Regions from separate parts of the Homo sapiens genome. Here all the other regions are linked to region 1. A link is a loop called in an ENCODE intact Hi-C map of the cell type or tissue named here. Cell type or tissue: Calu3. All regions are shown on one strand.

Region 1 (8,000 bases):
GTTGCAGGCCTAGTTTTTCATTCCTGGGATGGAGTATGGAGGCTGCGGTGGGAGGATCACCTGAGCCCAGGAGATCGAGGCTGCAGAGAGCAGTGTTTGCGCCACTGCACTCCAGCCTAGGCGCCAGAGTGACACCCTGTCTCAAAACAAGCAAACAAAAAACCAAAACAAAACTAATGATGCAAAATTTTAAAATTGAAAAAAAAAGAAGAAAATACAGGGTCCACGAAGAGGAGTGGATCCACCCCGTCTTCTTTCCCTGCTGCCATGCCCTTTGGCAGGCAGCCGTCCCCACGCCCGGAAAGCCCCAGCTTCGGCTCAGCCCACAGCACAAGGGCATATCCTTCTGCCTGCGCAGGCCAGGGTGCTCGACGCCCTCGCGGTCCGCCTGCGCGCCCCCACGCAGGCTCAGCAGCGCCCGGGCCTGCAGCAGAGGCCGGAGGAAGCGCCACGGGCGGCTCAGACCTGAGGCCGCAAGGGCGCGCCGGGCGGGCAGGGCGGAGGGTCCGATTTCCTCCCTCTGAACGGAAAAAAAGCCACTTTCCCTGGGAAGAACTCGAAGAAGTTGGATGTCTGATCTTCACCTTGGATTTGTGGTCTCGGCCCGCGGGCGACTCACCCCACCCACCAGGATCCCACGAAGCCGGGCCGGCTCAGCCCGCTGGCGCCATCTAGTGTCGAATGAGGAGGCGGCCCTCTGCGGCTGGAGGGGACGCTTGGGCGTGTGGTGAGTTAGCTTCCAGGTTATGCAAAGCGGGGGTCAGCGGAGAGTCGGGGGTGTGACAGCCAGGGCCTCCAGCGGGTAGGGGATGCGACCTAGGAGTCTATGAGAAACTGACTCCTGCTTGGACTCTGTATTCTGTTTCCTAGAGCTGCCGTAACAAATTACCACTAACTGGGTGGCTTAAGGCAGCAGAGGTGTCTTCTCTCACAGTTCTGGAGGCCAGAAGTCTGAAATCAAGGCGTGGGCAGGGCCGTGCCCCCTCCGCAGGCTCTAGAGAGAGTCTTTCCTGGCCTCTTTCTAGCTTTTGGCGGCTGCCCGCACTTCTTGTTGTGCGTTTGCTTACAGATGCCTCACTCCAGTCTCTGTCTTCCTGTACGTCCAGGCCCACATCTCCCTCCTATAAGAACACGGGTTATAGGATTAGAGCCCACCCAATCCAGTAGGATTCATCTTAACCTGATCACATCCTATTTCCACATAAGATCACATTCACAGGAACCAGAGGTTAGGACACCCTCCAAAGAATCTTTCCGCTCAACAGATGTCCTTCGAGCACCTGTAAGGCGCCAGGCTGGTGCTGAGGGCTGGGCACATGGAGCTGCTCTGTCCTTGAGGTTCTCACGACTGGCACTAATAGTGTCATTACCGATCTCTGTCCCCCTTCAACCTTGACTCCTCAGTGCCTAGCAGGGCCGGCCCAGAGGCCCTGTATTTCATTGAATTAGGAAGGAAGGATGGAGGAAGGGCAGGAGAGAGGAAAGAAGGGCTGCAGGAATGATGCAGGGAGACCACGCAGCGGGGAAGGGGGTGCAGAGCAGTTGGCTAGTGCTTTACAGAGCAAGTGCTGTTGGAGCTGGGTCTTGAACCAATAGTAGTTTGGTTGCCAGGCAGAAGAGATGGGCCAGGGGGAGAGGCCTTCTAGGCAGAGCTAACAGGTGGGCAATGCCCAGTTGTGAGTGGGGCCGTGAGGTTGGGGAGTTTGGGAGCCAGGTGTGGTTGGAAGGGAGGGTGTGGGGGAAAGGTGCTGTCAAATGGTCCAGACCTGGAGACTGTGGCTCTATGGTGAAGGGCTTCGAGAGCCATTCTCTTGGTTTGAAGTATCTTGTAGGTGGGCAACCGAGAAGGTTTTAAAGCATGTGCTAGGTGTCATAATTACCAGGGGTGGAGACGGTGCAACAGGCAGAGACCCATGAAACAGAGGTCCATAGAATATCCTACCTTATAAATAAAAATTATTATTATTTTTTGAGACAGTGTAGAACTGTGATCTGATCTGATACGTTCTGTCCTTTAATATCTGAGTTAAATATGTTATTGGCTCCCAATCCAGACCCCAAGAGAGGATTCTTGGATCTCCCGCAAGAAAGAATTCAGGGCCTGTCCACAGAGTAAAGTGAAAGCAAGTTTATGAAGAACGTAAAGGAATAAAAGAACGACTACTGTATAGACAGAGCAGTGGCATGGGCTGCTCGACTGAGTATATTTATAGTTATTTCTTGATTATATGCCAAACAAGGGGTGGATTATTCATTAGATTTCCAGGAAAGGGGTGGGAATTCCTGGAACTGAGGGTTCCTCTTCCTTTTACACCATATAGGGTAACTTCTGGACATTGCCATCGCATTTGTAAATGGTCATGGTGTTAGTGGGAGTGTCTTTTAACAAGGCAATGCATTATAATTAATGTATAATGAGCAATGAGGATGACCAGAGGTCACCTTCGTCATCATCTTGGTTTTGGTGGGTTTTATCCGGCTTCTTCTTCTTCTTTTTTTTTTTTTTGAGATGGAGTTTCGCTCTTGTTGCCCAGGCTGGAGTGCAATGGCCCAATCTCGGCTCACTGCAACCTCTGCCTCCCGGGTTCAAGCGATTCTCCTGCCTCAGCCTCCTGAGTAGCTGGTTTAGCTGGCTTCTTTACTGCATCCTGTCTTATCAGTGTGGTTTTTGTGACCTATATCTTGTGACCTCCTGTCTCATCCTGTGACTTAGAATGCCTAACCATCTGGGGATGCAGTCCAGTAGGTCTCAGCCTTATTTTACCCAGCCCCTATTCAAGATGGAGTCATTCTGGTTTGAACGCCTCTGACAAATATGTTTATCTTTCTTATAGTTATGAATACATTTGGATCTACCATTTTATTTTGTATGAGCTCTTTATTTTCTTCTTTTTACTTTTTCCTATCTTCTTTTGGATTAAAAATGTTATCAATTTTCTACAATTTCTATTTTTCCATTGGACGAAATCCGTAAGATTGTATTTTGATTCTTTTGGAAGTCAATGTTGGGACTCAGAAACTGGTATCCCAATGGTTCTTTGACATGCTGGACTAAAGAAGCAGGCTCATGATCTCTTTGACCTTCCCCCAACTCCTGTTTCTGAATTCTTTGTTTCTCTCAAAGCACAGAATGAGGCTATTTTCTGAAGTTTCCAGGTGCTTGGGAGTTGATAAAGTTTAAGAAAAAATTTTTAATGAAGTTCTCTTATCTACCTAGAAACCAGACCCCGAAATAGGACCACAATTGCCTTCCGTCCTCTCCCTGAAATCTCATTATCTCAGAAAAGCAAGACTGAAGAATGTAACCACACCTGGATGAACTTTTTCCCAAGACATTTATTTATTTAATTTATTTTTTGAGACAAGGTCTCACTCTGTCACCCAGGCTGGAGTAAAGTGGCCAAACATGGCTCATGCAGCCTCAACCTCCCAGGCTCAAGTGAGCCTCCTGCCTCAGCTTCCTGAGTAGCTGGGAATATAAGAGTGTGCCACCATGCCTAATTTTTGATATTTCTTGGAGACGGCGTCTCCCCATGTTGCCCAGGCTATTCTTGAACTCCTGGACTCACGCAATCCTCTCACCTCAACCTCCCAAAGTGCTGGGATTACAGGCTTGAGCCACTACGCCCAGCTTTTTTCACAAGATGATGTCTGCCTCTTGTGCGCATCCAAATTCCAAAGAGAATTATTTACAAGTTAATTTCTGTTTTCCAGGTCCATTCATTTCCCCTGAAAATCATTTATTCTTACACTCCGCACTTCCCTCTCCCTAATGAAGAGGGTATTTAAGTGTCAGTCCTTTGGCCCTGTACTTGAGTTTTCATATTTGTAGACTCCCATGCATGTGTTTTCTGTTGTTATTCTGTGTTTCATTATAGGAGTGTCTCCTGTGATTCTTTTTTTTTTTTTTTTTTTTTGAGACTGAGTTTCACTCTTGTTGCTCAGGCTGGAGTGCAATGGCGCGATCTCGGCTCACTGCAACCTCCGCCTCCCTGGTTCAAGTGATTCTCCTGCCTCAGCCTCCCAAGTAGCTGGGATTACAGGCATGCGCCACCATGCCCGGCTAATTTTGTATTTTTAGTAGAGACGAGGTTTCTCCATGTTGGTCAGGCTGGTCTCCAACTCCCATCTTCAGGTGATCCACCCGCCTCAGCCTCCCAAAGTGCTGGGATTACAGGCATGAGCCACTGCGCCCGGCCTTCTGTGATTCTTTATAATGAGGAGAAAAGAAATCATCCCCTTTCCGCCCCTACATCACCCAGCTTTTTCTTAAAAAAATTGAAGTTATTCATTATTTCTCTCCTCCTCCAAAATTTATAGGCATTGGCCTGTCTGTCCTGAAATTTTAAAAAATTTGACTTTTGTTATAAATTTCTAATTATATTGCATTATTATCAAATAATATAGTCTGAATAATAAGGATCCTTTGGAATTTGTAAAGGCTTCCATTATAGCTTACCAAATTGTTTTAAATGTTGAATATCTCAAAAAGAATGCATATTCTTTATCCCCAAGTATAAAGTGCTATATAGAGCTAATAGCTCAATCTTATTAAGTATATTGCCCCTATTTTTAACACCTCTGCTTGACCATAGAAGAGTCTGGTAATATTTCAAACTACAATTGTTGACTTACCTATTTCTCCCTGAAGTTTGTCAGTTGTTGCTTGCCCTATGCTCCTATCATAAACATGTGCCAAATGGATTTTTCATGTCTTTCTTTCGTTTTCATGCCAAGCTCTGTTCTTATTTGCTCCATTTGAATGGTTTGATGCTCAGGCACATGGTCCTCTTCCAAATTAAAATCAAAATGCTGGTGAAGGTTAGAAACAGATTTGGGTTCATAAAATGGTCAGGCACTGAAAAGGGATCTGGTAGTGAAGGACGGCCCTTGTTTCAGAATACGGGGAGAGCTTTCTGACATCTGTGGCCTCGTCCACTCACTGGAGTAGATAAAAACTGCAGATACTGCAACTCTTTCACCAGGTGGTGCAGTAAGCACACAGTTTGGAGTTCAGTCTACCCAACTACCTGGACAAGAACACAAGATTCCAGTAAGAAAAAGAAGGAATGGGGGGTTTTCAATGAAAGATGAGAGGTCCATAGCCAATACCCTGTGTGTGTGTGTGTGTGTGTGTGTGTGTGTGTGTGTGTGTGTGTGTACCAGGACCAGAACCTTATAACAGCAGAATGTGAGATCTGAACTGGATCCTCTGACTTGCTTGTTTTTTTCTTTCTTTTTTTTTTTTTTTTAAGACAGAGTCTCCCTCTGTTGCCCAGGCTGGAGTGCCATGGTGCAATCTTGGCTCACCGTAACCTCTGCCTCCTGGGTTCAAGCAATTCTTCTGCCTCAGCCTCCCGAGTACCTGGGATTACAGGTGCCCGCCACCACGCCCAGCTAATTTTTTGTATTTTTAGTAGAGACAGAGTTTCACCACATTGGCCAGGTTGGTCTTGAACTCCCGACCTCGTGATCTGGCCGCCTTGGCCTCCCAAAGTGCTGGGATTACTGGCGTGAGCCACCGCGTCCAGCCTGACTTGCTTGTTTTTACAGAGATAATCAATCCAGAGTGATGAAACAGACAAATGCTTTGGTCCATCCATCCATCCATCTATCCATCCATCCACCCATCCATCCATCCATCCACCCATCCATCCATCCATCCATCCATCCATCCATCCATCCATCCACCCATCCATCCATCCATCCATCCACCCATCCATCCATCCATCCATCCAGTATTTACTGAATGTCACCAAGGACTTGCCAAGGTCACATTGCTGTTTAGTAGCAGAAGTTAGTTGAGAACTAGATCACCTAGAGAGAAAATGCAAAATCTTAGAATATCTCCAGATTTTATTATTTACTTTTGGAAAGAGATTTTGGCATTCATTTAAATATCAATACATTTAATATTTTATTTTATTTATATTTATTTATTTATTTTAATTTTTATTTATTTTGTGAGACAGAGTCTTGCTCTGTCTCCCAGGCTGGAGTGCAATGGTGCGATCTTGGCTCACTGCAACCTCCGTCTCCTGGGTTCAAGTGATTCTCCTACCTCAGCCTCCTGAGTAGCTGAGATTACAGGAACCTGCCACCATGCCTGGCTAATTTTTGTATTTTTAGTAGAGACGGGGTTTCACCATGTTGGCCAGGCGGGTCTTGAACTCCTGACTTTAGGTGATCGCACACCTCAGCCTCCTAAAGTGCTCAGATTACAGGCATGAACCACCATGCCTGGCTTATTTTATTTCATTTTTTGAGATGGAGTCTCACTTTGTTGCCCAGGCTGGAGTGCAGTGGTGTGATCTTGGCTCACTGCAACCTCCACCTCAAGTGATTCTCCTGCCTCAGCCTTCTGAGTAGCTGGGATTACAGGCATGCACCACCATGCCCCACTAATTTTTGTATTTTTAGTAGAGACAGCGTTTCACCATGTTGGCCAGGCTGGTCCTGAACTCCTGACCTTGAGTGATCCAGCTGCCTCAAGCTCCCAAAGTGCTGGGATTACAGGCATAAGCCACAGTGCCCAGCCCTGTTTAATATTTTAGAAATTAACGGCAGCCAAAACAAATAAGAAAGCATACTGGGGTGTGTGGAGAGGGAAGGGGTGTGATGGGGGCGGGACTGGAAGCCCTTGGATCCTACTCGTTCTCCAAGGAAGCAGCTAACAGGTAGCACCTAAAGAGGCACAAACAAACAGATGTAGTGTGTGCAACTCAATTGGCTCCTGCATTAGGGGGAAAAGCAATTCTTGAAGGCATTTTTTGGGAAATTTGAATATGACAATAGGGGAAATTTGAATATGCATATGATATGATGGGATGTTAAAGAATCGTTGTTAATTTTCTTGCGTGTGATAATGGTGTTGTGGTTATGTAGGAGAGTGTCTTTATATTTGGGAGACACACGCTAAAGTGTTGAGGGGTGAAGTGTCATGATAATGCGACTGACTGTTAAACTGTTTAGCCAAACACACACGTGCACGCACACATACATACACAGTCATTAAAGCTAACGTGCCAAATGGGTAACAATTGCTGAATCTAAGTGGAGCGTGTTTATTGTACTGTTCTTTCAGCTCTTCAGGGTGTTGGGAAATGTTCATAGTTGAAAGCTGGATGGAGGCATGCAGCTCTTAGGAGATCCATACATACAGGTCCAGTTGAGAACCGTGTGCTGGGTATTTACAGGGGGTGACACTCCCTGAAGGTTAGAGAGAGGTGGCCTCTGACCCCTTCCTGCGTACAGGTGTGAGAGGCAGAGCACCTCACTGTAGTCTGGATCTGCCCACAATGCCCTGTGGGCACTGGGTAGATAAGAGGGGAGGGCAACAGGTTTCTCTTAGGAAAGGAACTGAAGGGGCCAGTCTGAAAAAGTGATCTCTAGAGTGTGACTTGCACATAGTAGATGCTTAATAAATCTGCCAGTATTGTCTCAACAGATGCTTATGGATTTTATTGACATTAGATGGTAAAACTGGAAACATAAGTGCCTGTTTATTAGTCTCTTCTACTACACCGGTGGATTCCTTTGAGGAGTTGGTCTGACAGTCCCCTGAGAAGAGGCAGTGGCTGGCTGTCAGTGCTGTCTTGGAAACCCCTTTCTCCCTTAGTTGCCTAGAAAAACCTCCATAAGGGGCAGTGCATCTCAACTGACCCCACTCTACCCTGGGATGAGGATGGCCAAAGCAGGTGGCCAGGGGAGCATGAAGGACCAAGAAGTGCTTGGTATACAGTAGGCACTCAGTGGCTATCCCCTGGGTGGTAACCAATCATTTGCTGAGTCCCTATTATGTGCCGGGCATGGTAGTCCTTTGCATCCTCCTCATGAACCTCATTATTCTGGTTTTACGAACATGTGAGAAGAAAGGGAACCAAGGATGGTAGGAAGTTCCTCCTGGAGCTGCAGAAAGAGAAAGAGGCAGAGAGAGGGCAAGGGCACAGGGGAAGGGGCAGCGGTTTGGGGAGCGAGTCAGACCAGCCTTCCTCGCAGCA
Region 2 (8,000 bases), 590 kb after region 1:
CTTGGGTATGTCTTTATCAGCAGCATGAAAATGGATGAATACAACACCTGTTGTTAGATTCTAGTCTTGTCTAATGTTTTTCAATTTTTATTATTTTCTACAGTTTGGACTGAATTCTAATTTTTCTTGGCTACAAGCCTGCAAAATAATGTTTTCCATTTTTTCCTTCTTTTTTTCCCCCATTTTTCCTAATTTGGAACCACCAAAAACTAAGCTGTGCTTTTGTAAAGCCCTGTGAACTGAAGCTAGACAACTAAACTTCAGAAGAAAGTAACAGCAACCTGTTTACATACATAAGCCACTTTCATACCTGCCTACTGATATATGGACTTCATAGTAATGTGGCCTATATTGATTTCCCAGGATTGTTCTTTAGTTTGATGTTGCTTTTCTCCCTTCCTCCCCCTATTTTCTCTTCATAGAATATAAGACTTCACAACCTGCTGAAAATGAGCTTTCCTAATAACTCGGGACCTACCTGTCTAGGAATAAACCATCCTAAACATGAAAGATCAGAGAAAATGTGAGACCAGAGACTCATTTTCTTCTAAAGTCCTTTCTCCAAAAGATTTTTAAAAAGATAAAGGGGGAAATTTGAAAGGAAAATAAATCTTGGGGCCCCCAAATCACTAAGCTAAAGGGAAAAGTCAAGCTGGGAACTGCTTAGGGCCAACCTGCCTCCCATTCTATTCAAAGTCACCCCTCTGCTCACTGAGATAAATGCATATCTGGTTGCCTTCTTTGGAAAGGCTAATCAGAAACTCAGAAGAAATGCAACCATCTGTCCCTTATCTGCCTATGACCTGGAAGCCCCCTCCCCACTTTGAGTCCTCCCGCCTTTGCTTTGAGTTGTCCCGCCTTTCCAGACCGAGCCAATGTTTATCTTCTATATGTTGATTGATGTCTCATGTCTCCCTAGAATTTATAAAACCAAACTGTGCTCTGATCACCTTTGACACATGTCTTCAGGACCTCCTGAGGCTGTGTCATGGGCATGCATCCTCAATCTTGGCAAAATAAACTTTCTAAATTAGCTGAGACCTGTCTCAGATTTTTGGGGTTCACAAGCATGTTATCCGTTAAGTGATAAGATCATAGAGAACTTAAGTGAACCCATTCTGCATACAAAATTCAGTGCATATTATGGCGAGTGGGAGTATCTGAACTTGTAGTTCATCTGGTTTTTACTTTACAAAGATAAGACTAACTCCGGTTAATTCCCATGTCTAGAGAAACACAATATAATTTGGCTCCGCACCTGAGATGCTCTCCAGCCATGATGGTAGAGTTCCTCATTCTAGGGATTATGGACCCAGGCCAAGCCTGCTCCTTGATACTGAAAGTAAGCAGCAGAATCTGCCTAGCAATCCTTAGGGAACCTGTCAAGTGTCTGGAACCTAATACCCAAAAGAGAAGGGCCATTTTATGCTGGCCCTCCTCTTCCAGTCCTGTTTTCTATCTGATGCAGCAGCGCTGGAGCTTTGTGGCAGATGTATTCCTAAGTGGTGGAGGGTGGTCCAGGGAGGGAAGTATGAAATGCAGTTTAAGTAACCAGCTTCTTTGGCGGAGGTTGGGGAGATATTTTCTATAGCAGATAAGAGAAGAATAAATGGTTACAGGATTTCAATACTTTGTTACTGGATATGGACTGGTATATGAAATGAAATAAATGTCCAGACAGGTGCTAAGAATTTAAATAGTTCACTTGTTATACCAAGATTATTTCACGAGATACACGCAATTCAAAACTGAATCCTGCATCTCTCTTCCAAGTTCTCAGTCCAGAGAATGAACTTTTGTGAACAGAGGAAAGGGAGAAATGAAGCTTGGGATTGGGAATAGATGTGTTAGAGGCTAAGAGGTGGAAATGTTGGCGTTCTACCCACTACAGGGACCCACCACCCAAAGAGCACACCATCGCAAGATAAGATGACTTTCCTGTGAAATCCATTCCCCCCTTGAGGTCTGTGGCCTGACATAGATCTGGGACAATCTGGGAGATACACTCTAGTTACTTAATGTTAAGGAACATTAGGGAAATGGAGCCCAAGAAAGTTAAGTCTAATCCTGGGATCATAGACTGGACTCTCAGCACACATGAAGCTTTCAGACATCACTTATAAATAGATACTCCCTTCCCTCACTCAGGCTTCATACCCAGTGGAAAAAATGTGCTCCTGATATCTGTATGTCCCTGACTTGTCTGCTTTTGTTGGGTCTTGAGTCATGGGTAATATTAGGCATATAGCCACTCCCTTTCTCTGCGTTCACACAGGCCCATCCATTCATTCAATAAATATTTTCTTAGCATGTACCTGCCAAGCATGGTTATAAATGCCAGAGATATTGTATCTCTTCTCAGGGCCTCGTATTCTCAGCCACATTCACAAATAGAGACATACAGACTTTATTGGAAAAAAAATTAACTGGCTCCTACACAACACTTTAAACTGAGGTGAACAAGACTGTCTTCACCTGGTAGTCAGGGTAACTGGGTTTCAGCCCAGAATCTTCCACCAACCAGCTATGGGACCTCAGGCAAGTCACCTCTCTTTTCAGGCCTCATCTTCGTCTTCTGTAAAGTGAGACCCTTGGTCTAGGATGGGTGATCTCTACGTTTCTTTCTCAATTTCACATTTTGTAACTCTCTCATTCTTTAATAAATATAGGCCCTGTATCTGTTGTAGGAAAAGCTGAGATTATTTTCTGGGGGAAATTGATAACAAACCTAGATTTTTTTTCCTAGTGAACTGTAGGGACTAGTGTATTTTCTGAGCCACATCAGGAACTGTGTCCTGAGCCCAAGAAATGGTATAGTACAGGCCTCTCGGACCTTCACATACCCAAACTTCAGAGAAAGCTCACATTACAAGCAATTAATATAGCATAGCAAAGGAAGAGAAGAGAGGTGACAACTGTAGTGGCTTCTTGCCCCGCCTTGATGAGATGGGAAGGGGAATCTAGCAGGTGGGGCAGACAAGGCTGCCCTTGGGGCAGTTTGTGCTTCACAGTGTTGTGAAGTCCAAGAAAGAGGGTTTTGTCAAGATTCTTTTTTCTGTGTGTTTAAACAGAGTTATACTACAATTGAATTAGTGTTCTCACCCAGACCCCCTGCCATAAAAATCATCAAACAAGCCTGGAAGAATGTTACTGCAGGGACTTTGCCAGCAGAGTGCTAGGATTTCTGGAAGCTGGGTATCTTCTCACACACAGTGGCCAGCATTGGCTTTGGAGTTTCTTGTTTTCCTAGCACCTGAGGAAAACTTTGATTTGCCCCAGAAAGACTGCCCAGGTCCAGGGCAATGCTATTTGACATCGTATCCTCGGTGCATGGGAGTAAATATGCCCCCTTCAGGTGTGGCACAGACTTGAGACTTATGCTGAGGTCAGGCCTCACAGCTGCCTCCCAAGGCTACTGTCCCAGATGGCCCCTTCCCACACACCGGCCACCATGGAGGGATTAGCATGCACGTGTGTGTGTGTGTGTGTGTGTGTGTATGTTTGTGTCTTTGTGTCAGTATTTCTGTGAAGGAGGCAGTCCAAGGGACCAGCAGGAGGATTTGTAGCTGGTGTGTGTGTGTGTGTGTGTATGTTTGTGTTTTGTGTCAGTATGTCTGTGAAGCAGGCAGTCCAAGGGACCAGCAGGAGGATTTGATTATTACTGCCTAGAGACATCTGACGCAGGGGAGCCCTGGTTTCTTGTGGTTGATATACCTGGGCAAGGAAAAGGGAGCTGAGAAGCAATCAGAGAAAGTTGAGCAAAAAGGATGAAGGCAGGAGGAAATAGCTGAAAGAAGACAGAAGAGCCCAGCTCAGACACAGGTGATTAGCAGTTCCTCAGGGTTCCTTTGGGAACCCTGAGGGTTCCTGAGCAGTTCCTTTGGGGTCCAGGGTTTGTGAGGCTCTGCTGGACTACAGGCATCAGCCACCCCTGAGGGAGGCAGCTCTGCACAAAGAAGATACAGTAGCTGGAGGAGCCAGTTCATCCAGCCAGGAATCTTCTGGCCTCACAGCATCTAAAGGGAAAATGCAGAGAGAACAAGTCAGGATTCTTGATTATGGGACTCCCTGTGGAGGGCAAGGCCCTAGAAAAAGTTGGACATCATCTAAGAGTTCTGGCTTCAAAACTCAGTATTGTGTGGTCTTTGTGCACCCTCTTGTGGAGTGAGCAGTGACTCCTGAAGGCTTGCCCAGACCAGGATCATTTCCGTTGGGAGTATCATAGACCAAAGTCCATCCTCAAAATCTGGTCTCCACTCTCACAAAAGGAATGCACACAAATGTCATCCAACTGAAAGTCCTATTTCAGAAACCTTTTGTCCACTCTCCTTCTATTATTCTAGTAATGATTACAGTAGGCTAAACATTGTTTAAGTTTCAAAAGGCAGAAAACCAGAAATTTTTTTTAAAAAAACAGTATTATATGAAGCAATGCTTGTAGAACAATCTATCATCTGTAAGCAGACTATTTTCCTTGTACTGATCAATACTACTCCTTTATTACCTATCTTATCTTTCCTGTCTCTCCACTGAGTTCCATGTATACCTCACACAGTCACACAACTGTTGACACAGTCAAAACTGCAGTTCGCAGATGAGGCAACTGGAACTCAAAGAGGTTATGTAATTTGTGTAAGATTACACAGTTTGTAAGTGACAAAGTCCAGAGTCCAATTCAGGGCTACCAGTTTACATGGTTTTCCACTGAACTTCACTGTTTGCAGAAAAGAGATATACAAAAACATTTAGATAGATCCTTCCACCCACACAGAATTTATTGCTACTAATTGAACAGACTACTGAGTAATGTTATTAAAATATTGTTTTAGGTGTGACATTTTGATAAGAACTTTTTTTTTTTTTTGAGACAGTCTTGCTCTGTCACCCAGGCTGGAGTACAGTGGGGAAATCTCGGCTCACCACAGCCTCCGCCTCCCAGGTTCAAGCGATTCTCCTACCTCAGTCTCTATGGTACCCACCACCAAACCGGGCTGTGTGGTTTTGTTTTGTTTTGTTTGTTTGGTGTGTTTTTGGGTTTGTTTGTTTTTGTTTTTGAGACAAAATCTTGTTCTTGTCGCCCAGGCTGGAGTGCAATGGCATGATCTCGGCTCACTGCAACCTCCGCCTCCTGGGTTCAAGCGATTCTCCTGCCTCAGCCTCCCAGGTAGCTGGGATTACGGGCACCCAGCTACCACCACACCCAGCTAATTTTTGCACTTTTAGTAGAGGCAGGGTTTCACCATGTTAGCCAGGTTGGTCTTTGGTCTCGAATTCCTGACCTCAGGCAATCTGCCCGCCTCAGCCTCCGAAAGTGCTGGGATTACAGGTGTGAGCACTAATTTGTATTTTTAGTAGAGACAGGATTTCACTGTATTGGCCAGGCTGGTCTTGAACTCCTGACCACAAGTCATCCACCCGCCTCAGCCTCCCAAAGTGCCAGATTAGAGGTGTGAGCCACCGCATCCAGCCGATAGGGGGATTTCTTGAGTTACTTCTTGTGTGGTACAGTATAAACCATCTCCTCTCTTCCCTATGAAATTATTAGTAAATGTTACATTGATTACTAATACTTTGTATTGAAGTAAATTTTTTTTAGGGTGGGGAACTCAAAGACAGTGGTAGGAAACAACCAATTAACTGCATTGTAAATTTAAATGTTCCCATGGACTTTCAAAAACAAAAGAAATCCACATCTTAAACTGAAATGTTAACACCTTACCAGGATCTTGGAAAGCCCAAGAAAAATACCTTCCACATCAGGTCAGCTCAGCTTTGCTGTTGTGGTAGAGAGAGAGGAGAGGAAGAGAAATGAGGCAGAACATTTCAAAGAAACATTCCCTGCCCTTGTGCTTACAGTCTTACCATATCCTAATGCCATTCCTGTAGGTGTTTACTACCCCACCTTCTGTTGTACAGTTAGAGAAAATGAAGTCCAGAAGGAGGCGACAACTTGGCTACGTCTCCGCAAACTCCCAGTTTCCCAAGTGCCCTGCTTTTTAGGCCCCATTGAATCAAATGATATGCCAACACTCAGTTCTACCCTTTATACTCCATGAAACACCCAGTCCTGGGCTGATGCCTCTTATGAAACTGACCAGTAGGGTTGGAGCACTATTTCTCATTATCTCTACCTCTTTGCTGTAGTATGATTAGGACAGTCAAGCAGCAAACAAGGAAACTCTCAGTGTACTTCCACACTTAGGAGTGAGTGTTTGTTTGTTTGTTTGTTTGTTTGAGATGGAGTCTCGCTCTGTCGCCCAGGCTGGAGTGCAGTGGCACGATCTTGGCTCACTGCAACCTCTGCCTCCTGGGTTCAAGCGATTTTTCTGCCTCAGCCTCCCGAGTAGCTGGGACTACAGGCGCACACCACCACGCCCGGCTAATTTTTGTATTTTTAGTAGAGATGGAGTTTCACCTTATTGGCCAGGCTGGGAGTGACTGTTTTTTTTGTTTTGTTGTTAAAGCCAAACGTCTTTGTAAAATTATCAGACTATCCTTTGCAGGCATCAAATTCTTCAGCTTTAGATTCTTCACCTTCCTTTTGCTTTGTCATATAATGACTTCACTTTCTCTTGACTCATATTAGTCTATAGGTATGTCTTTCTTATAGCAACCCAGCACCACATAAAAGCTGCAATTTCAAAATGAGATAAAAAGATAGTTTGCAAAAAGTGCAAGGTTTTCACATCTGCTGGCATAGCTGCAGTGATGGCTTCACAATTTTTCTTTTTTTCTTTTTCTTTCCTTTTTTTTTTTTTTTTTTTTTACAAAGGCCCTTATGCTGGAGTCATGTATCTTGAAATCGTGGGCAACTGCACTGCAGACCTCAATCTATGGTACCTATCAAGCATTTCAACTTTTTATTATAATGTCATGACTTTTATCTGCTTCTTAGAGTACTTTGAGCATCAATTAGTGGCACTCTATGGGTTCCATGGTGTTATTCAAGGTTTAAGATATTGCAGTAAACATGATGAAAAAATATGTGAGAACTGTGAGACATCACTTTTTACTGCAATGTAAATTTACTGGAGAGGAACTGCTTACGTGGAGATGATTAGTGGCATATATATTCATATTTGCAACATATCCTAAAGACTCTTCAATATTTGTTGTAATTTTGTCTTTATTTCTTATTTGAAACAGTTTTAAGAGTATGTTTTTTTTTTTTATACTTTAAGTTCTGCAGAACGTGCAGGTTTGTTACATAGGTATACACGTGCCATGGTGGTTTGCTGCACCTATCAACCCGTCATCTACATTAGGTATTTCTCCTAATGCTATCCCTTCCCTAGCCCTCCACCCGCCAACAGGCCCCAGTGTGTGATGTTCCCCTCCCTATGTCCATGTGTTCTCATTGCTCAACTCCCACTTATCAGTGAGAGCATGCAGTGGTTTTCTGTTCTTGTGTTAGTTGCTGAGTATGATGGTTTCCAGCTCCATCCATGTCCCTGCAAAGGACACGAACTCATCCTTTTTTATGGCTGCATAGTATTCCATGGTGTATATGTGCCACATTTTCTTTATCCAGTCTATCATTGATGGGCATTTGGGTTGGTTCCAAGTCTATTGCTATTGTGAACAGTGCCACAATAAATACATGTATGCATGTGTCTTTATAGTAGAATGATTTATAATCCTTTGGGTATATACCCAATAATGGGATTACTGGGTCAAATGGTATTTCTGGTTCTAGATCCTTGAGGAATCATCACACTGTCTTCCACAATGGTTGAACTAATTTATACTCCCACCAACAGTGTAAAAGTGTTCCTATTTCTCCACATCCTCTCCACCATCTGTAGTTTCCTGACTTTTTAATGATCGTGATTCTAACTGGTGTGAGATGGCGTCTCATTGTGGTTTTGATTTGCATTTCTCTAATGAGCAGTGATGATGAGCTTTTTTTCATGTTTGTTGGCTGGATAAATGTCTTCTTTTGAGAAGTGTCTGTTCATATCCTTTGCCCACTTTTTGATGGGGTTGTTTTTTTCTTGTAA
Region 3 (8,000 bases), 77 kb after region 1:
TAACTTGCCCACTCAATAATGAGTGACACATAGCATCAAATTAAATCCACTATAAGGTGAAGGAGGAAAAAAGAGTGTCAAACATTTCCAACAATTGAAGAATACTTACCAGAAAAAATTGACATAGAGCAGCTGAAAAAAGCATTAGGCAATTGAATTTTAAAAAGTGAATGCAGTAATTGCTTCTATGAAGAAAGACCACAAAACAGAAATACATTAACAGATTTTTTTTTTAATTACCATTTTGCAACCCCTAATATAGCAATTGGTTTAGGTAGGGATCATCAATAGATGTGAAAACCCTTGAGTAAAAGGCAATTGGGGAATAATATATTCATGGTGATAAAGTATCACCACATGGAGTAATTATAGAGGGAAGATATGTACCTTTACATTGGAGAAACCTAGCAGTTACCCATTTTAACCAAGTGGTCAAACTTGGAATTACTGATATCAAGACAGCCTAAACTCATGTGCCTCCTGATGGAATGCAATATGAAATTCACAACATCATTACAGGCAAAATGTTTAATCTGAATTTTATCAAGTCTTTGGACCTAGCTGGCAATTTATCAGAAATACAAATGCTAGATAAACAAATGAAATATAAAGAAACAACCTGACAAATCTAGTCTATGGGATATTTTATAAAACAACTGGCATGGATTCTCTTTTTTTTTTTTCACATGTAGGGAGGACACAAGTTTTGTGCCCCTTGTCACAATGACCCCAGATTCCTGTTTGGTGTATTGTAAACAGAGGAGCCACTCTTCAACCTCCCTGCCCTAAGCAAACCCTGGCATATACTCTTAAAGAAGTAAATGTCATAACAAAAGTTGGAGATCTAGTCTAGATTAAAAGAGAATAAAGGCTGGGCGCAGTGGCTCATGCCTGTAATCCCAGCACTTTGGGAGGCCGAGGCTGATGGATCATGAGGTCAAGAGATTGAGACCATCCTGGCCAACATAGTGAAACCTCATATCTACTAAAAATACAAAAATTAGCTGGACGTTCTGGCATGCACCTGTAGTCCCAGCTACTTGGGAGGCTGAGGCAGGAGAATTGCTTGAACCCGGGAGGTGGAGGTTGAAGTAAGCTGAGATCTCTTCACTGCACTCCAGCCTGGTGACAGAGCCAGACTCCATCTCCAAAAAAAAAAAAAAAAAAAAAAAAGAGAATAAAGAGACATAACAAGCAAATGCAATGTATAATTGGATACTGGGTTGGAATAGTATTTAAAAACATTTTTTGAGGTAATTGGGGAAATTTGAGTATAGATTATATATTAGATGATATTATAAAGTTATTGTTAAATTAGTATGGTTGCTATGGTCTGACTGCTTGTGCCCCCCTAAGATTCATATGTTGAAACCTAATCACCAATGTGATGGGAGGTGGGGTTGTTGGGAGGTGATTAGGTCATGGGGGCAGAGCTCTCATGAATGGGTTTTGTGGCCTTATAAAAAAGGACCCATAGAGCTGCCTTGCCCCCTCCACCATCTAAGGGCACAGCAAGAAGGTACCATCTGTGAACCAGAAAGTAGGCCTTCGACAGACACTGAATCGTGGGTGTCTTGATTTTGGACTTCCCAGCCTCTGGAACTGTGAGAAATAATTTTCTGTTGTTTACAAGCTACCCTGTCTATGGTAATTTATTCTAGCAATTCAAATGGTCTAAGATAGGGGTTATATAGTGGAATGTTTTTATTTTAGGAGGTGCAGACTAAAGTTTTTGTGGTTGAAGTGTTCTGATGTCTACAATCTATTTAAAAATGATTTGGAAAAATGCATGTATGTATTGTTTGTGAGTATAGAGACAGTGAAAGCACATAGAGCAAAATAATAATAATTGGTGAATCTATATGAAGTATATGATATATGGCTGCTCATTGTATTATTCTTTCAACATGTCTGTAGCTCTGCAAGTTTTCCAAATGAAAAGTTGAAAGGAAAAAGAACATAGGGATGAGATTGTGAGATAACAGAATGAGATGAAGCATGGGTGGGCAGAACTCAGATCAAAGTATCAGAGAAATAAGGATGAAATGGAAGGGGTGCAAATAATAGGCAATTAAAAAAACCACAGCAAGGGACAAAAATATAATTTTCTGAAATAGAGACATTAATTTATATTATGTATCAGAGAAAATTAATGCAGGAGAGCCAACCTAGAGATGTGTCCTAGTAAAGTTATTAAACTTCAAAGATAACTAAGCAAAATGATCAAGTCACTGAGGGGCGGGGGAAGCAGGCTTGTTTCCGAGTTCCGTGCAGCAATATTCAATGTCAGAAGAAAGTCATGCAATACTTAAAAAAGATGTCCAAGGGAAAAAAAAGTGTTACACATGGAGTTCAAATCCAGCCAAATTATCCTTCAACCATAAAGACTACAGATATCCTCGATCATAAAATAATTCAGGGGATGTCGATTCTTTGAATCTTTCTTGAAGAAACAATCAGAGGATGGATGCCAGCCAACAAAGAGATAACTGAGGACATTATAGAAAAAAGACTGGAGGCAACTTTGAATATATGTAATGTAGACTAAAGCAAAAATAATTCCACACTTTAGAGTAATTGAAAATAATGTAAAAATGACATGTCCTGACAATGTATAAATACATGCACTGAACAAATACTCGTGGAGGAAGGGGGAAAGTAGGTGAGAGGTAGATTAAGGTAACTGATTGTTACATCTGTAATAAGTGGGAGTCAAAAAATATTACTCAAGACTGACAAACCAAGTAATAGAAGCATACACATTTTTAATAGTACAAAATGAAACTCAGAGAAAGATGTTCTCTTTGGTAGGAGAGAGGAGGAAGAGAGGAAGAGGAAATGTGCTTTTTTTTTCATTGTTCCTAGGCACTAATAGACATTTCTTGAATAATAGAAAACTAGAGGTATTTTTTAAAAGTTTTATTATAAAAGTAACAGAGCAAAAATGAAAACCTATTGAAATTTGAAAATAATTATTCACAGCAACAAAGACAACAGACTACATAGTGAATGTTTTTAAAAAACTAAACAAAAATAGAACATAATGTTACTATGTTAGAACTAACGCTAATTTATTTGACATATGAATAGATGTTGAAATAGGCTTAACTCACCTATTAAAATAAACAATATTTCAGAGTATTCTTAGGCAACACCCACCTTCATGCTGAGCTCAAGCAAGTGAGCACCTACAATAAGTGTTTTCAGAAAGGTTGAAAATAGGCCAGGTGCAGTGGCTCATGCCTGTAATCCCAGCACTTTGGGAGGCCGAGGTGAGTGGATCACTTGAGGTCAGGAGTTTGAGACCAGCCTGGGCAATATGGTGAAACCCCATCTCTACTAAAAATAAAAAAATTTTCCAGGCATGGTGACACATGCTTGTAATCCCAGCTACTCAGGAGGCTTCGAAGCAGAAGAATTGCTTGAACCCGGGAGGCAGAGGTTGCAGTGAGCTGGGATTGCGCCATTGCACTCCAGCCTGGGTGACAGAGCGAGACTTCATCTTAAAAAAAAAAAAAAGGTTGAAAATAAAAGTACATACAAAGATAGGTGAGGCAAATGCAAAACAAAACAAAAGACAAACAAAAGAAAGCCCAGGTCATAATTTTAATATCACACTAGATGGAGATGAAGAAAGTCACTTTAAGGTGGGGTGCTGTGGCTCATGCTCGTAATCCCAGTGCTTTGGAAGGCTGATGTGAGAGGGTCACTCCAGCCCAGGAGTTCAAGACCCACCTAGGTAACATAGACCCTGTCTCTACAAAACATTAAAAAAAAAAATTAGCCAGGAGTAGTGTTGCATAACTGTAGTCCCAGCTATTCAGGAGGCTGAGCTGGGAGGATCACTTGAGCCAGGGAGGCTGAGGCTGCAGTGAGCAGTGATAGAGCTACTATACTCTAGCCTGGGTGATAGAGCCAGACTCTGCCTCAAAAAAAAAAAAAAAAAAAAGAAAGAAAGTCACTTTATAATACTTAAGGATGGAATCCACAATGAATACAACAGTTCTGAATATCTATGTACCAAATAGCAAAGCACAACATTCATAAAGCTAAAATTATAAGAGATACAGGGGGTAAAAACAGACAAACAAATGGTAGGAAACTTTAATTCACCCATCACAGTCAATGATGGATCAACTGAAAAAAAATAATTAGGATATAGAAAAAACCTAAATATCATATTTAGAAAAGCAGATACAGGTTTACAATATCTTTTCCAAAACTCTCTATAGTTTTTCAAAGTGTGGAAAGCTGATATAGTACATATACTGAATATTATGTAATATCTTAATTGGGGTTCATAATGAAACACATTGATATTTTCTGCAGTGAACCATATGATGCGGGAAGCAAAAACCATAACTAGTCTTACATCAGTTTAGAACAGAGTTTGCTGTCAAAAGGAGTTACAAAAAAAAGTTTAGAAATCAGAACATTTTGGATTTAGGATATTTCAGAGTTGGGAAGGTGACTCTGTGTTGGGCTCCACATAAGGAAAAATTTCAACCTAGAACTGTCTAAAAAAGAAATGAAGTCCCTTGGAAGTGCCTGCCACTGGGGCTCAGGTGGGTGGGAGACATTCAAGCAGAGATGACCATTTTTTCAGGCGACTCAAGTACCAAGTAGAGAGTTGGACAAGGAGACTACCAAGTTATTTTCTCACCTGGGATTCTAGGGTTAGACTAGCTGGAAAGTGGTGGGTTAGAGAAGGGGGATGAGCAGAATGGGTTCATACAATCCTATGCGTTGTCTCTTAGGTATCTGTCAAAATTAAAGCAAAATGGTACTGATCCAGTGTTCCAGCATGTGGTTGGGAAATGCGTATACAAGCTACTAACTCAGTGAAGATGGCAGACAAGTTGCTTTTTACAAGCTCTTAGAGGATGGATCCCATTCCAAAGTAGGCGTAAAATATGCTGAAAAGTGGCTGGGCGCGGTGGCTCATGCCTGTAATCTCAGAAATTTGGGAGGCTGAGGAGGGTGGATCACCTGAGGTCAGGAGTTCGAGACCAGCCTGGTCAACATAGTGAAACCATGTCTCTACTAAAAATACAAAAATTAGCTGGGTGTGGTGGCACATGCCTGTAATCCCAACTACTCGGGAGGCTGAGGCAGAAGAATCACTTGAACCTGGGAGGCGGAGGTTGTAGTGAGCTGAGATTATGTTATTGCCCTTCAGCCTGGGCAACAAGAACAAAACCCCGTCTCAAAAAAAAAAAAAAAAGTGCTGAAAGGTAGGGTAGCAAGTGGGGCTTTGAAGGGACAGCAAGCTTGTCCCCTCACTTCCTATGGCTGAAGCAGCAATATCACTCAGTGAGTACTTCTGAACTCTCTCTGTGCCATCAAGCACATTTGTAAATTTCTGAATTTGGTGCTGCATAGCTGGGGGCCACAGCAGGTTTAGGCGGTCAGTGAATACTGACAATAGAGAGCTTGGCCCATTTCTGAGAGCTGATAGGTCAGGTGGATGCTGGCGAGAAAAGGCAGTGGCAAGTGGAGGGCATTAGGCCTTTCTTGGGCCATAATTGGCTGATTTGATGATTATGAGCGAGGACTGGGGAATGGGGAAGGTCATTGCTGCTGGCTGCCGCTACCTGCCACGTGTCAGTGATGTTTTCTGGGTGCATGGGTTTCCTGACCCTTGTTGGGTTGCTTTACTGCTTTTTAAAACTTCCAAAGGACTCACCCTGCCTTCTTGGGAACAACTATCAGTGTTTGATGACTTTTGCTGAGGGAGCTCTTTCAATTATCTTCCTGGAATCACGCCAGTTGTGATTACTGCCACACTCTCTATGGTTCCACCACTCAGCCTGGAAAATGGTGAGGCTGGTGGAGTGGAGGTCAGCTACCCTCTGAAGCACTTCTTTCCCCCTTGCAACTTTAAGCAAACATTCCATGGCCAGAAGGGAGCAAAGTCTGTAGGAGGGCAGAGAGCAGCAGGACTCACCCGGTCAGAAGTCCTTTAAAACATTGATTTCTCTTCAGCTTGAACAAAACAATATGAGTTGCATTATGGAGGAGGCAGAAAATGAAGATAAGCACAAAAAAGAAAACAAAAATCTCACCACGCAGAGATAAGTGCTATTCATGGTTTAGTCTGACTGTTTACAACTGGGTTCCTAGATGTCCTGGGGTTCTATGGAGGTGCTTCTAAGACGCCTTAAATACTTAGAATTTAACCAAAGAATGGCCGGGTGCAGTGGCTCATGCCTGTAATCTCAGCACTTTGGGAGGCCGAAGCAGGTGGATCACCTGAGGCCAGAAGTTCGAGACCAGCCTAGCCAACATGGTGAAACTCCATTTCTACTGTAAATACAAAAAAAAAAAAAAAAAAAAAAAGGCCAGGCGCGGTGGCTCATGCCTGTAATCCCAGCACTTTGGGAGGCCGAGGCAGGTGGATCACGAAATCAGGAAATCGAGACCATCCTGGCTAACATGGTGAAACCCCATCTCTACCAAAAAAAAAAAAAAAAAAAAAAAAGCCGGGCCTAGTGGCCAGTGCCTGCAGTCCCAGCTACTCAGGAGGCTGAGGCAGGAGAATGGCATGAACCCGGGAGGCGGAGGTTGCAGTGAGCCGAGATCGCGCCACTGCACTCCAGCCTGCGTGATAGAGTGAGACTCCATTAAAAAAAAAAAATTAATCAAAGTAGAAAATATTTTGACCACATAAAAATGGCAATAACCAAAAAAATAACAGCAACCTTGGGGCAAACAGCAGTCTTATGGAGACCACCAGCATGTGATCGTGTGTGTCTCTGCCAGCCTCAGCCCAGCTCCTCCTGCTGTCCCTGGGTGGTTATTTGCACTTGTCATGAATGTGCCTTGGTTGGAAGGCTGGAGCCCTGCAGACCCACAGGTCTATCAGAGGGCTCAGGGCCTTACCTTCTGTATGTTCACCTCATGAGGAAATCGTGGGGTGTGTAAGAAGTGAATTTGTAACACATCGTGGTGTGATTCCATTGTATTATGGATCACTTTAGCACCTGTCTTTTATTTTTATTATTGAGGTATGGTAAATACCTCTTAATAGAAATACATTTCAGTAAGTGGCAGGATACAGAATGCTGAGTACTAACCTTCCCCACCCCAAGCCCACAATATCCTGTAACCTGTGGCCCCTCAGCTACCTGGCTGGGAAGTTCCCTCATGCCTTTAGAGGAGGATTTCAGAAATGTGGAGAGAAGGAAGCATGAGGATACTCAGCTTTTTCATTGAAACTGAAAGCAGAGGAAAGTACTGATAGCTTTCAAGACCAGAATCTAGGCCAGGTGTGGTGGCTCATGCCTGCAATCCCAGCACTTTGGGAGGCCAAGGCAGGAGGACTGCTTGAGATCAGGAGTTTGAAATTAGCCTGGGCAACATAAGGAGACCCCATCTTTACAAAACAATGAAGAATTAGCTGGGCTTGGTGGCGTGTGCCTATTGTTCCAGCTACTTGGGAGGCTGAGGCAGGAGGATCCCTTGAACCCAGGAGGTGGGGGCTACAGTGAGCCATGATGGCACCACTACACTCCATCCTTGGCAACAGAGTGAGACTCTGTCTCAAAACAACAACAACAACAACAACAAAAACAAAGACCAGAATCTAAACAGTTGTCTAAACAGCAAAAGAAGAGCTGGGTTGGGGAAGGGAAGAGAATCAGAGGGAAAGCTGGAGAGAAACAAAGTTCCTGCACCCTGACCTACTATCCCACCCAAGGTCACAATCCTGGGTTGGAGACAGTCACCAGAATAAATGTGGGGACTCTGAGGCCAGAGAAGACCTGTGCTCCTTCCCAAGCATGGCCTGGGGAAGTTGGCTGAGATCCTGGAGTACCCTGTCTGGTCAGCTGTCATTGTGTCTGACGACTGCTGGATGGAGCATTGGGGCAGAGAGGCCACAAGTTGGCAAAGTCCTCCTCCTTGAGACTCCCGTGGCTCAATAGGTACAGGGAGCCAAAGGCCCGTGGGACGTGACCAACTCAGCATTCCACTGAGTCTATATGATCAAACAGCAAACT

The links. Hi-C counts contacts between places; a loop is a spot of excess contacts. Peaks named below come from ENCODE experiments on the same cell type or tissue, not always from the same donor. Only the 100,000 strongest peaks of a DNase experiment are listed, where the experiment ranks them.
Region 2: it touches region 1 in a loop (12-fold over the local background); 3 of 110 quality-filtered maps call a loop at or near these places.
Region 3: it touches region 1 in a loop (4-fold over the local background); 12 of 110 quality-filtered maps call a loop at or near these places.

The regions. Positions count from the first base shown.
Region 1 is chr14:69,726,465-69,734,464 of GRCh38, forward strand. No RefSeq gene overlaps it. Among named protein-coding and RNA genes, the nearest start is that of SRSF5, 37 kb to the right of the region's middle. In Calu3, a CTCF peak has its summit at 654 (motif pointing left); DNase peaks (open chromatin) are centred at 667 and 4,977.
Region 2 is chr14:70,313,896-70,321,895 of GRCh38, forward strand. LOC101928046 (a long non-coding RNA gene) reads left to right here. Exons shown (of 7, transcript XR_007064236.1): 6 at 423-523; 7 at 1,231-1,336. Among named protein-coding and RNA genes, the nearest start is that of COX16, 42 kb to the right of the region's middle. In Calu3, a CTCF peak has its summit at 4,100; a DNase peak (open chromatin) is centred at 4,156.
Region 3 is chr14:69,803,534-69,811,533 of GRCh38, forward strand. LOC124900353 (small nucleolar RNA SNORA11) reads right to left here and starts at 798; the gene lies at 670-798. In Calu3, no CTCF peak of the experiment used is centred here; no DNase peak of the experiment used is centred here.